Linked DNA regions of Homo sapiens: all the other regions are linked to region 3. The links are chromatin contacts, found by Hi-C or POLR2A ChIA-PET in ENCODE. All regions are on one chromosome and are shown on one strand. The core of a region is the stretch at or near the end of the contact, and the rest is flanking DNA. Distances in the headings are between cores, read along the strand shown. Region 1 holds the start of ZNF431 (zinc finger protein 431). Region 2 holds the start of ZNF429 (zinc finger protein 429). Region 3 holds the start of ZNF675 (zinc finger protein 675). Region 4 holds the start of ZNF493 (zinc finger protein 493).

Evidence for each region. A loop is a pair of places that touch in the nucleus more often than their neighbours do. ChIA-PET counts read pairs that join two places held with the same protein, here RNA polymerase II (POLR2A). Pooled maps may share reads with other maps.
Region 1: a map of CD8-positive, alpha-beta T cell shows a loop between it and region 3 (8-fold over the local background). The contact joins the promoter of ZNF431 here to the promoter of ZNF675 in region 3. A Hi-C loop is called at or near these places in 2 of 168 maps with a recorded cell type or tissue (CD8-positive, alpha-beta T cell and naive thymus-derived CD4-positive, alpha-beta T cell) and 9 of 50 pooled maps. POLR2A ChIA-PET finds 5 or more read pairs at or near these places in 1 of 52 experiments (naive thymus-derived CD8-positive, alpha-beta T cell).
Region 2: a loop to region 3 is called in a map of CD4-positive, alpha-beta T cell, with 5 times the contacts of the local background. The contact joins the promoter of ZNF429 here to the promoter of ZNF675 in region 3. A Hi-C loop is called at or near these places in 2 of 168 maps with a recorded cell type or tissue (CD4-positive, alpha-beta T cell and lower leg skin), 1 of 37 single-sample maps with no recorded cell type and 10 of 50 pooled maps. POLR2A ChIA-PET finds 5 or more read pairs at or near these places in 1 of 52 experiments (naive thymus-derived CD4-positive, alpha-beta T cell).
Region 4: a map of naive thymus-derived CD4-positive, alpha-beta T cell shows a loop between it and region 3 (20-fold over the local background). The contact joins the promoter of ZNF493 here to the promoter of ZNF675 in region 3. A Hi-C loop is called at or near these places in 1 of 168 maps with a recorded cell type or tissue (naive thymus-derived CD4-positive, alpha-beta T cell) and 7 of 50 pooled maps. POLR2A ChIA-PET finds 5 or more read pairs at or near these places in 1 of 52 experiments (naive thymus-derived CD4-positive, alpha-beta T cell).

The regions. Positions count from the first base shown.
Region 1 is chr19:21,140,580-21,143,312 of GRCh38, forward strand. It overlaps ZNF431 (zinc finger protein 431), which reads left to right and starts at 1,461. Exons shown (of 5, transcript NM_133473.4): 1 at 1,461-1,607. The coding sequence starts at 1,605. RefSeq lists an enhancer at 1,487-1,966.
Region 2 is chr19:21,503,970-21,506,856 of GRCh38, forward strand. It overlaps ZNF429 (zinc finger protein 429), which reads left to right and starts at 1,633. Exons shown (of 4, transcript NM_001001415.4): 1 at 1,633-1,805. The coding sequence starts at 1,803. RefSeq lists enhancers at 1,414-2,016, 1,632-1,951, 1,962-2,321, 2,017-2,618.
Region 3 is chr19:23,685,879-23,688,578 of GRCh38, forward strand. It overlaps ZNF675 (zinc finger protein 675), which reads right to left and starts at 1,334. Exons shown (of 4, transcript NM_138330.3): 1 at 1,153-1,334. The coding sequence starts at 1,155. RefSeq lists enhancers at 1-740, 872-1,261, 1,552-1,601.
Region 4 is chr19:21,395,748-21,398,644 of GRCh38, forward strand. ZNF493 (zinc finger protein 493) reads left to right here and starts at 1,386. Exons shown (of 4, transcript NM_001076678.3): 1 at 1,386-1,520. The coding sequence starts at 1,491. RefSeq lists a silencer at 1,425-1,663.

The DNA of each region.
Region 1 (2,733 bases), core at 211-2,710, 2.5 Mb before region 3:
ACTAGAAGCTCACCCCCAGAAGCACAGCTGGCTAGTCAACAAGCAGCTGATGATACGTGTCTCAAAGAGCTCAGCTGAGACTAGAAGAACGGCCCCACTCAGTCTAGCCTAAATGGCTGACCATCTCAATTATGAACTAATAAGTTTTGGACGATTTGTTATGCTACAATAGCTAACTAATACATGCACCCCGTGCAGATAGGACACCAGGATTCTATGACAGGTTGATTACTAGTTACCTTCTAACAGTGGGCACCCTATAGGTACTGATTTTTTCCCCTGATTTAAAGTTGGGTGACTTGTAAGAGAATGTTGAGTAATGCAGAAATACACGTAGACATGTATGCATGTGATTGGTGCTTATACCCACACAGTCCCACACACCACAGGAGAAAACAGATAACTACGGCCTGACCATTAGGGCCAAGGCCAATAGCAAAATAAGTTTTGCCTTTAATCTGTTTTCTCCATATCTAAACATTTGAGGTCAAGAGTGTGGACAGATCTGAAGACACAGAGTTTTATTATCCTGTGGCCCCAACATTCTTTCTTCACTGTCTGATCTCTGGAAGAAAATGGGCAACAGGTGGCTATCAGTGGTCTCCTTGTGGTTATTTTGTTCTTGCTGCCCTCTGCTCTTTCTATGGCCACTATCTGTTCCACCCTCAGAACTGAAGGGAGATGTTGGTAGGGAGAGGCTTTTCCTTCACCTCTGGCAGAAAAGGTTTGCTGGGGCCCTTCACCTCCCGACATCAGAGCTGCACTTCAATGTGGAAGCTTTGGTCATGTGTGGCTCCTGAGTGCCTGGAATGTTCCTGGTCTGAACTGCGATGTGCTAGAAAGGTAAAATACAGAGTTAGTTTCAAAGATTTAGTTTCAAATATTTATATACTTTATTAATAATCACATATTTCTCACACATTAAAATGAAAATTTTTTGATATATTGGGTTAATTAAATTGTTACAATCAATTCAACCTGTTACTTTTTTTTTTTAAGTTTGGTTACTAGAAAATTTAAAATTTACATATGGCTCACATTTTATTTCAGAAAATTACCTCCGTTCTAAAATTTCAGACGGCCTGCTGAAAGACCAGAAGCCGGGAAGGTCATAAAATCCGAAATTTTAAAATAATTGTTATTATATTCTTTTCATTTGTGAATAGGCATACAGTATGTTATTTATAAATGCATGTGACTTTACACACAAGGTTAAATACAAATTCCCTCTGGGGTGGGCCTGGCTAAGCTCTGGGAGGAAGCCCTGCCTGAAAAGACGGCAGCCTAAGCTGTCACTCTTTCTTCACTCAGCCCAGCATCTGTTCGCATCTTCTGTCACTCAGGGCCTGAGAAGGTGGGGTTTTAAACGTTATCCAATCAGCGACGCTAGGCTGGGAACCGTCCAATCAGGCACGCAGCTGGAGCGGACAGGACGGCTTCCGGGATGTGGCGGGGCCTTTGTCTCTCGCCGCAGCCTGAGCTCCAGGTCTCCCCTTCGCTGCTCTGTGTCCTCTGCTCCTAGAGGCCCAACATCTGTGGCCCTGTGACCTGCAGGTATTGGGAGACCCACAGCTAAGACACCGGGACCCCCTGAAAGCCTAGAAATGGTGAGAGTGCCGGGTCGGACATCCCGAGAGAGGGGAAGGGCTGGTTGTAACCGGTGGGAAGTGGCTGTGGCGGGACTCAGGCCTCCCCGCAGTCAGCTCCACAGTCTGCGCCCCGAGTTCTCCTTGCCCAGCTCGGCCTCAGTCCCCTCCAGCCATAAGATGGCGGCTGTGCTGACAGTCGGGACCCCAGGCGTCCTGTCTCTTCACTGCACAGTGACTGTGCCCTGGCCTGGAGCCCTCTCTGGGCAGCTCTGCACCCGCAGCACCGCGTCTTTCCCAGATTGTGCAGGGACCACGGGAGGGTCTTCAGGGGACAGTTCTGACTCGGGGTGCGGGTTCATGAATGGGAAGAGCTTTGTTCCGTGGAGTTCCCAGTTCCTCTTGTCTTCTGTTAAAAATATATGGGAGTCACTATAAAAACATTAAATAATTTAATCAAAGAGTGATTCAAAAATTGTGGAGCACCCAGCTGTGGTTTGTAATTTGTGCTTCATGGGCGGGACTTGAAGAAAAGACTTTTATAAAAAGCATGATGAAGAAAACCAAATTCAGTAATTGGTTAGGTAGAGTTACATAGTTTCTTAATTTGTACAATAAAGGTGAAAATTTCCTGATTATGTAATCAGAGGTTAATTGGCAGTTTATAGTTGGTTAGGGCTGAGTTTTGTTTCTCTCAATGTAGTAATTTACTGAAAAATGTACGTCAGTTAGATTTTTTTAAAGTAGGAACCCAGGGACTAAAGACACCTCCGTCTAATTGCCTGCCTTTTAATTATTTTCACAGTCCATGGGGAGCTGATTTTCCGCTGCATTTTTCACCTGTGTCCCAAGCAGGGTCTTAAGTCTAACCCCCATTCCTCATTTCTCCAGCCTCCCTCTGGCTTGCAGTAAGATACTAAATTTCCAGTTCCTTCTGGTGTTTCCAAATGCCAGCTTTTCCTCCCTAATTCACGTTATCGCCTATTTGTCTTTTAGTGTACTTTTCTATACCGTATTTTAATTATTTTTTGACAAAGCATTAAATGACGCTTTTCAAAAAGTTTTTTAAAAGATTTTTTAAAAAAAATATCTGTAAATATTTCCCATGAGAAGAAAGCAAAGAATAATCCCCTGATACTGTATTGTT
Region 2 (2,887 bases), core at 383-2,882, 2.2 Mb before region 3:
TTTTCTTCATATCTTTTTTTTTTTTTTTTTTTTTTTTTTTCCGAGACGGAGTCTCGCTCTGTCCCCCAGGCTGGAGTGCAGTGGCGCGATCTCGGCTCGCTGCAAGCTCTGCCTCCCGGGTTCAAGCCATTCTCCTGCCTCAGCCTCCAGAGTAGCTGGGACTACAGGCGCTCGCCACCACGCCCGGCTAATTTTTTCTATTTTTTAAGTAGAGACAGGGTTTCACCGTGTTAGCCAGGATGGTCTCGATCTTCCGACCTCGTGATCCGCCCACCTCGGCCTCCCAAAGTGCTGGGATTACAGGCGTGAGCCACCGCGCCCGGCCTTCTTCATATCTTAAAGTTAGAGGTTAAGACTGTGGACAGACCCAAAGACATAGAGTTTTCTTCTCCTGTCTCCTGTGGCCCCAGAATTTTTTGTTCACTGTCTGATCTCTGGATGAAAGGTGGACAACAGGTGGCAAAGAGTGGTCTACCTGTGGTTATTTTATTTGTGCTGCCCTCTGCCCTTGCTATGGCCACTATCTATCGCACCCTCAGAACCGAAGATAGATGTTAGTAGAGAGAGGCTGTCTCCTCACCTCTGGCAGAAAAGGGATGTTCAGGGCCTCCACCCACCTGACATCAGAGCTGCACTTCAACGTGGTGGCTGTTGGCCATGTGTGGCTCCTGGGTGCCTGGAATGTGCCTGGTCTGAACTGCAATTTGCTAGAAAAGTAAAATACAGAGTTGGTTTCGAAGATTTAGTTCCAAAAATATATATAGTGCCTTAATAATTACATATTGCTGTGACCCCAGAAAATCTGAGACATCAGTTAATTTAGAAAGTTTATTTTGCCAAGGTTGAGAACACGCCTATGACATAGTTTCAGGAAGTCTTGAGGACACCTGCCCAAGGTGGTCAGGGAACATATTGGTTTTATACATTTTAGGGAGACATGAGACATCAATCAATATATGTAAGAAGTACATTGGTTCAGTCTGAAAAGGTGGGACAACTTGAAGCAAAGGCAGGAAGACACGAAGCTGGAGGGAGCTTCCAGGTCACAGATAGGTGGACTCAAATTCTTTTGAGTTTCTGATTGGCCTTTAGTTCCCAGCTTGAGTTTTCCTTAGTAATTTTGGGGGCCCAAGATATTTTCCTTTCACATTGCTCACATATTAAAATTATAATACTTTAAACATATTGGGTTAGTTACATTATTACAATCAATTCCACGTGTTTCATGTTTCTTTTTAAAGTTTGGCTACTGGAAAATTAAAAATTCACATGTGGCTCACATTTTATTTCAGAGGACTGCCTCCTTTTTAAAATCTCAGGCTGCCTGCTCAAAGGACCAGAAGCTAGGAAGGTGATAAAAGCTAAAATTTAAAAGTAATTGTTATTATATTCTTTTCATTTGTGACTAGCCATATAGTATATTTATAAATGCATATGACCTTACACACAAGGTTCAATGCAAACACCCTCTAGGGTGGGCCTGGCTCAGCTCGGAGGAAAGCCTGCCTGAAAAGGCTGCAGCTAGGCTGTCACGCTTCATTCTGCCCAGCAACTGATCACCCTCTGTCACTCAGGGCCTGAGAGGGCGGGTCTTAAACATTATCCAATCAGGCACGCAGCTGGAGCGACAGGACGGTTTCCGGAATATGGCGGGGCGTTTGGCTCTTGCTGCAGCCAGAGCTCCAGGTCTCGTCTTCATTTCTGTGTCCTTTGTTCTTAGAGGCCCAGCCTGTGTGGCCCTGTGACCCGCAGATATTGGGAGATACACAGCTAAGACTCCAGGACCCCCTGGAAGCCTAGAAATGGTGAGAGTGCCGAGTCTGACATCCCCAGAGAGGGGGAGGGGCTGGTCGGAACCGTGAGAAGTGGCCGTGGCGGACTTAGGTCTCCCGGCAGTCAGCTCCACAATCTGCGCCCGGAATTCTCCTTGCCCAGCTCGGCTTCAGTCCCCTTCAGCCATAAGATGGCGACTGTGCTGACAGCCGGGCCCCGGGCGTCCTGTCTTCCCTCCGCAGTGACTGTGCCTGACGTGTAGCCCTGTCTGGGGAGCTCTGCACGCGCAATTCCGCAGTCTCTCCCAGATTGTGCAAGAACCATGGGAGGGGCGTCAGGTGAGAATAGTGACTCGGGATGCGGGTTCATGAGCGGGAAGAGCTTTGGTCCGTGGGGTTCCCAGTTCCCATTCTCTCCTATTAAAAATCTATGGGAGTGGCCGGGCGCGGTGGCTTATGCCTGTAATCCCAGCAGTTTGCTGGGAGGCGGGCAGATCACTGAGGTCCGGCATTCGAGAACAGCCTGGCCAACATGGTGAAACCCCCTCTCTGCTAAAAATACAAAAATTAGCCGGATGTGGTGGCAGGCATCTGTAATCCCAGCTATGTGGGAGGCTGAGGCACGAGAATCGCTTAAACCCAGGAGACCAAGATTGTGCCATTGCACTCCAGGCTGGTTGACACAATGAGACTATCTCAAACAAAAAAAAAAAAAAAAAAGGGGAGTCACTGCAAAATATTAAAGAATTTAATTAAAGAGTGGTTCTAAAATTGTAAAGCACCCAGCTGTGGGATGTAGTTTGTGGTCCTTTGGAGGAGCTTGAAGGAAAGACTTTGCGCATGGTACAAAAACGCAAATTCAGTTATTGGTTAGGTAGGGTTACGTAGTTTCTTAATTTCCATCTTCAGCTTACAAAATTTCCTGGTTATGTAATCAGAGCTTAATTCCAGTTAATAGTTAACCCTGTATTTGTTTTCCCCAGTGTAGTAATTTACAAAAAAAAAAGCATTTGAGTTAGTTTTTTGTTTTTTTTTTTTTTTTTTTGAGATGGAGTTTCCCTCTTCTTGCCCAATCTGGACTGCAGTGGCGCGATCTCGGCTCACTGCACCTTCCG
Region 3 (2,700 bases), core at 84-2,583:
GAACTGTGAAAAATGCAGGGGAAAATCAGTCTCCTGTGGAGTGTGAAAATAACTAAGTAGCAGGCAATTAGACGGAGGTTACTCTAGTCCCTGGGTTCCTATTTTTTAAAAACTCTAACTCAAATGCATTTTTTTGCAAATTACTGAATTGAGGGAAACAAAAATTTAGGCTTAACCAATCATAAACTGCCAATTAACCTCTGATTACATAACCAGGAAATGTCCACCTTAATTGTACAAGTCAAGTAACTATGAACTGTACCTAACCAATTATTTAATTTGGTTTTCTTCATCATGTACCTTTAAAAGTCTTTCCTTCAAGCTGCTCTCATAAAGTCACAAGCTCCAAACCACAGCTGAATGCTCCACAATTTTTGAATCACTCTTTGATTAAATTCTCCAATATTTTTGTGGTGATCCCCATAATTTATTTATTTATTTAACTTATTTATTTATATATTTTTTAAGACGGAGTTTCGGTCTTGTTAACCAGGCTGGAGTGCAATGGCGTCATCTCGGCTCACTGCAACCGCCACCTCCCGGGTTCAAGCGGTTCTCCTGCCTCAGCCTTCTGAGTATCTGGGATTACAGGCATGTGCCACCACGCCCGGCTAATTTTGTATTTTTAGTAGAAACGGGGTTTCACCATGTTGGTCAGGCTGGTCTTGAACTCCTGACCTCAGGTGATCCACCCACCTCGGTCTCCCAAAGTGCTGGTATTACTGACCTGAGCCACCGCGCCCGGCCCTCCCATAAAATTTTAATAGGAGAAAACAGGAACTGGGAACCCCACGGACCAAAACTCTTCCCATTAATGAACCCGCACCCTGAGTCAGGATTCTCCGGTGACGGCCCTCCTGTGGTCCCTGCACAATCTGAGAGAAATGCGGCGCTGCGGGTACAGAGCTGCCCAGAGAGGGCTACAGGCCAGGGCACAGTCACTAGGCAGAGAAGAGACGGGATGCCCCGGGGCTGGCTGTCAGCGCGCCGCCATCTTATGGCTGCAGGGGACTGAGCCGAGCTGGGGAAGGAGAACTCGGGGTGCAGATTGTGGAGCTGACTGCGGGGAGGCCTGAGTCCCGCCATAGCCATTTCCCACGGGTTCCAACCAGCCCCTTCCCCCTCTCGGGATGTCGCACCCGTAACTCTCACCATTTCTAGGCTTCCAGGGGGTCCTGGAGTCTTAGCTGTGGATCTCTCAATTTCTGCAGGTCACAGGCCCACAGAGGCTGGACCTCTAGGAGCAGAGGACACAGAGCAATGAAAGCGAGACCTGGAGCTCCGGCTGCAGCGAGAGACAAAGGCGCCGCCAAATCCCGGAAGCCATCTTGTCTGCTCCAGCTGCGTGCCTGATTGGACGGTTCCCAGCCCAGCGTGCCTGATTGGACAACGTTTAAGGTCCTGACCCTTCAGGCCCTGAGTGACAGAAGATGTGATCAGACACTGGGCTGAGTGAAGACTGATAGCCTGCGCTGCAGCCTTTTCAGCCGGGGCTTCCTCTTTTAGCTGAGCCAGGCCCATCCCATAGGGTATTTGTATTTAACCTTGTGTATAAGGTCATATACATTTATAAATGATATATGGCTACTCACAAAGAAAAATAATATAATAATAATTATTTTAGAATTTCAGACTTTATGACCTTCCTGGCTTCTGGTCCTTTGAGTAGGCAGCCTGAGAATTTTAAAAAGAGGCAATCCTCAAATAAAATGTGAGCCACATGTGAATTTTAAATTTTCTAGTAGTCAAACTTTAAAAAGAAAAAAACAAGTGGAATTGATTGTAACAATCTAACCCAATATATCCAAAGTACTATCATTTTAGTATGAGAGCAATATGAAATTATTGATGAAATACACATATATATGTATATATGTGTATACACACACACACACACACACACACACACACACACATATATGGAACTAAATCTTTGAAAATAACTCTATTTTACCTAACACATTGCAATTCAGACCAGCCACATTCCAGGCACCCAGTAGCCACACGTGGCCAATAGCTGCCACATTAAAATGCAGCTCTGATGTCAGGGGGGTGAAGAAGAGCCTGAACATCCCTTTTTTGCCAGAGGTGAGGGGACAGCCTCTCTCTACCAACATCTCTCTTCAATTCCAAGGAAAAAACAGTTAGTGACCATAGAAAGAACAGAGGACAGATAGAATAAAATAACCACAGGTCGACCTGTGGTTACCTCTGGTTATTTTATTAACTACTGCTGCCCACCTGTTGCTCACCTTAATTCCAAACATCAGACAGTGAACAAAGAATGATGAAGCCACAAAACAAGAAAACTCTGTATCTTCAGATCTGTCCACAGTCTTAACCTCCAATGTTTAGATATGGAGAAAATAGATTAAAGGCAAACTTATTTTGCTATTTGGCCTTGGCCCTAACGGTCAGCCTGTGGTTATCTGTTTTCTCCTGTGGTGTGGTGAACTGTGTGAGTATAAGCACCAATCACACGCAGACATGTCTACATGTATTTTTGCATTATTCAATATTCTCTTACAAGACATAAGACTTTAAGTCAAGAATAAAGGTAATGTGAGTCTTTTTTCTTGCATTGGCGCTACCCACAGGGTGCATCATGACATATTGCTAAGTTCTGCATTCAGGTTATGTGGCTCTCTTCTTTTACCCAGGCCCAGAATATTTTGCACAATAGAACATATTACTAGGCCC
Region 4 (2,897 bases), core at 136-2,635, 2.3 Mb before region 3:
AATTTGCTAGAAAGGTAAAATACAGAGTTAGTTTCAAAGATACAGTTCCAAATATATATATACTTCATTAATCTTTACATATTGCTCACATATTACAATGATAATATTTTGGATATATTGGGTTAATTAAATTGTTACAATGAATTTCACCTGTTTCTTCTCCTTCTTTTTAAAATTTTTTTATTTTTGAGATGGAGTCTTGCTCTGTTTCCCAGACTGGAGTGCAATGGCGTGATCTTGGCTCACCTCAACCTCTGCCTCCTGGGTTTAAGTGATTCTCCTGCCTCAGCCTCTCTATTAGCTGGGATTACAGGCACCTGCCATCATACCCAGATAATTTTTGTATTTTTGTAGAGACGGGGTTTCACCATGTTGGCTAGGCTGGTCTTGCACTCCTGACCTCGGGTGATCCGCCTGCCTCGGCCTCCCCAAGTGCTGAGATAACAGGCATGGGACACTACACCCGGCTTTCTTTTCTTTCACTTTTATTTTCTTTCTTCTCTTCTCTTCACTTTTCTTTCTTCTTTTTCCTTCCTTCCTTTTCCTTCCTTCCCTCTTTCCTTCTCTCTCTCTCTCTTTCACTCTTTCTTTCTCTCTCTCTCTTTCTCTCTTCTTTTTTTTTCTTGAGATGGAGTTTCACTCTTGTTGACCAGGCTGGAGTGTGCAGTGGGGCGATCTCGGCTCACTGCAACCTCTGCCTCCCTCCACCTCCCGGGTTCAAGCGATTATTTTGCCTCAGCCTCCCGAGTAGCTGGGATAACAGGCGCCCACCACCACGCCTGGTTATTTTTTCTTATTTTTAGTAGGGACGGGGTTTCATCATGTTGGCCAGGCTGGTCTCAAACTCCTGACCTCAGGCGATCCACCCGCCTCGGCCTCCCAAAGTGCTGGGATTACAGGCGTGAGCCACTGCGCCCGGCCCTTCTTTATTTTTAAAGTCTGGCTACTAGAAAATTTAAAATTCACATGTGGCTCACATCTTATTTCATAAGATTGGCTCCTTTTAAAAATCTCAGGCTGCTAGTTCAAAGGACTAGGAGCCAGGAAGGTCATAAAAGCTGAAATTTTAAAATAATTATTTTTTTAAATTTGTGAATAGCCATATATTATTTATAAGTGCTTATGACCTTATACACAAGGTTAAGGGAAAATACCCTCTAAGGTGTGCCTGGCTCAGCTCAGGGAGGAAGCCCTGCCTGAAAAGGCTGCAGCCTAGGCTATCACTCTTTCTTCACTCCGCCCAGCATTTGGTCATATCTTCTGTCACTCAGGGCCTGAAGGGGCGGGCCCTTAAACCGTATCCAATCAGACACGCAGAACTGGGAACCGTCCAATTAGGCACACATTTGGAGCGGCGAGGACGGCTTCCGGGATGTGGCTGGGCCATTGTTTCTCTCTGCTGCCGGAGCTCCAGGTCTACCCTTCACTGCTCTGTGTCCTCAGCGTGTGTGGCTTCGTGACCTGAAGATACTGGGAAATCCATAGCTAAGATGCCAGGACCCCCTGAAAGCCTAGACATGGTGAGAGTGCTGGGTCCGACATCACGAGAGAGGGGAAGGAGTTGCTCGGAACCGGTGGGAAGTGGCTGTGGCGGGACTCAGGCCTCCCCGCAGTCAGCTCCACAATCTGCTCCCTGAGTTCTCCTTGCCCAGCTCGGCCTCAGTCTCCTTCAGCCGTAAGTTGGCGGCTGCGCCAACAGCCGGGGCCCCGGGCGTCCTGTCTCTTCCCTGCACTGTGACTGTGCCCTGCCTGGAGTCCTCTCTGGCAGTTCTGCACCCGCAGCGCCGCGTCTTTCTCAGATTGTGCGGGGACCACGGGAGGGTCATCAGGGGAGAATCCTGACTTGGGGTGCGGGTTCATGAATGGGAAGAGCTTTGGTCCGTGGGGTTCCCAGTTGCTATTTTCTCCTATTAAAAATTTATGGGCGTCACTGCAAAAATATTAAAGAATGTAATCAAAGAGTGGTTCTAGAATTGTAGAGCACCCAGCTATGGTTTGTAGTTTGTGGTCTGTGGGAGAGGCTTGAAGGAAAGTCTTTTATAAAATGCATGATGAAGAAACCAAATTTACTAATTGGTTAGGTACAGTTACATGGTTTCTTAATATGTGCGTTAAAGGTGAAAATTTCCTGGTTATGTAATCAGAGCTTAATTGGCAGTTTACAGTTGCTGAAGCCTGAATTTTGTTTCTCTGAATGTAGTAATTAAAAATAATGCACCTGAGTTAGATTTTTTTTTTAAAGTAAGAATTCAGGGACTAGAAATACCTCAGTCTAATTGCCTGCCACTTAATTATTTTCACACTCCACAGGGAACTGATTTTCTGCTGTATTTTTCACCTGTGTCCCAAGCAGAGTCTTGGAACCAATCCCCCATTTCTCCGGCCTCACTCTGGCTTGCAGTAAGATAATTTCCAGTTTCCTCTGACGTTCCTAAATGCCACCTTTTCCTCCCTAATTCACATTATCGCCTATTTGTCTTTTACTGTACTTTTTTATACCATATTTTAATTATTTTTTTGGCAAAGCATTAAATGGTTAAATGGTGCATTTAAAGAGATTTGTTATCTGTTTGTAAATATTTCCCATGAAAAGAAGGCAAATAATAATACCCTGACACTGCATTGTAGTAAATCTCTGTCTCTTTTGCTTTCATCTTGTCTAGGCACAGAGATGTTACCAGAATGTTTTTGGGTCGAAGTTCTCCTTTGGAAAATCTATGGGGTGATGTGTCCTCAGCCACCCTTTGGTTTTTTCCTGGTCATGGGTTTCAGTACTATCTGGGGATAAACCAAGATAACTGCCATGGTTATGTTAGCTAGAGTGTCCATTGGATCTCAGCTTCTGGTTTATTTTCTCCCATAAGATGACCTGAGGTATGGAGTGTATCCTCTCAAGG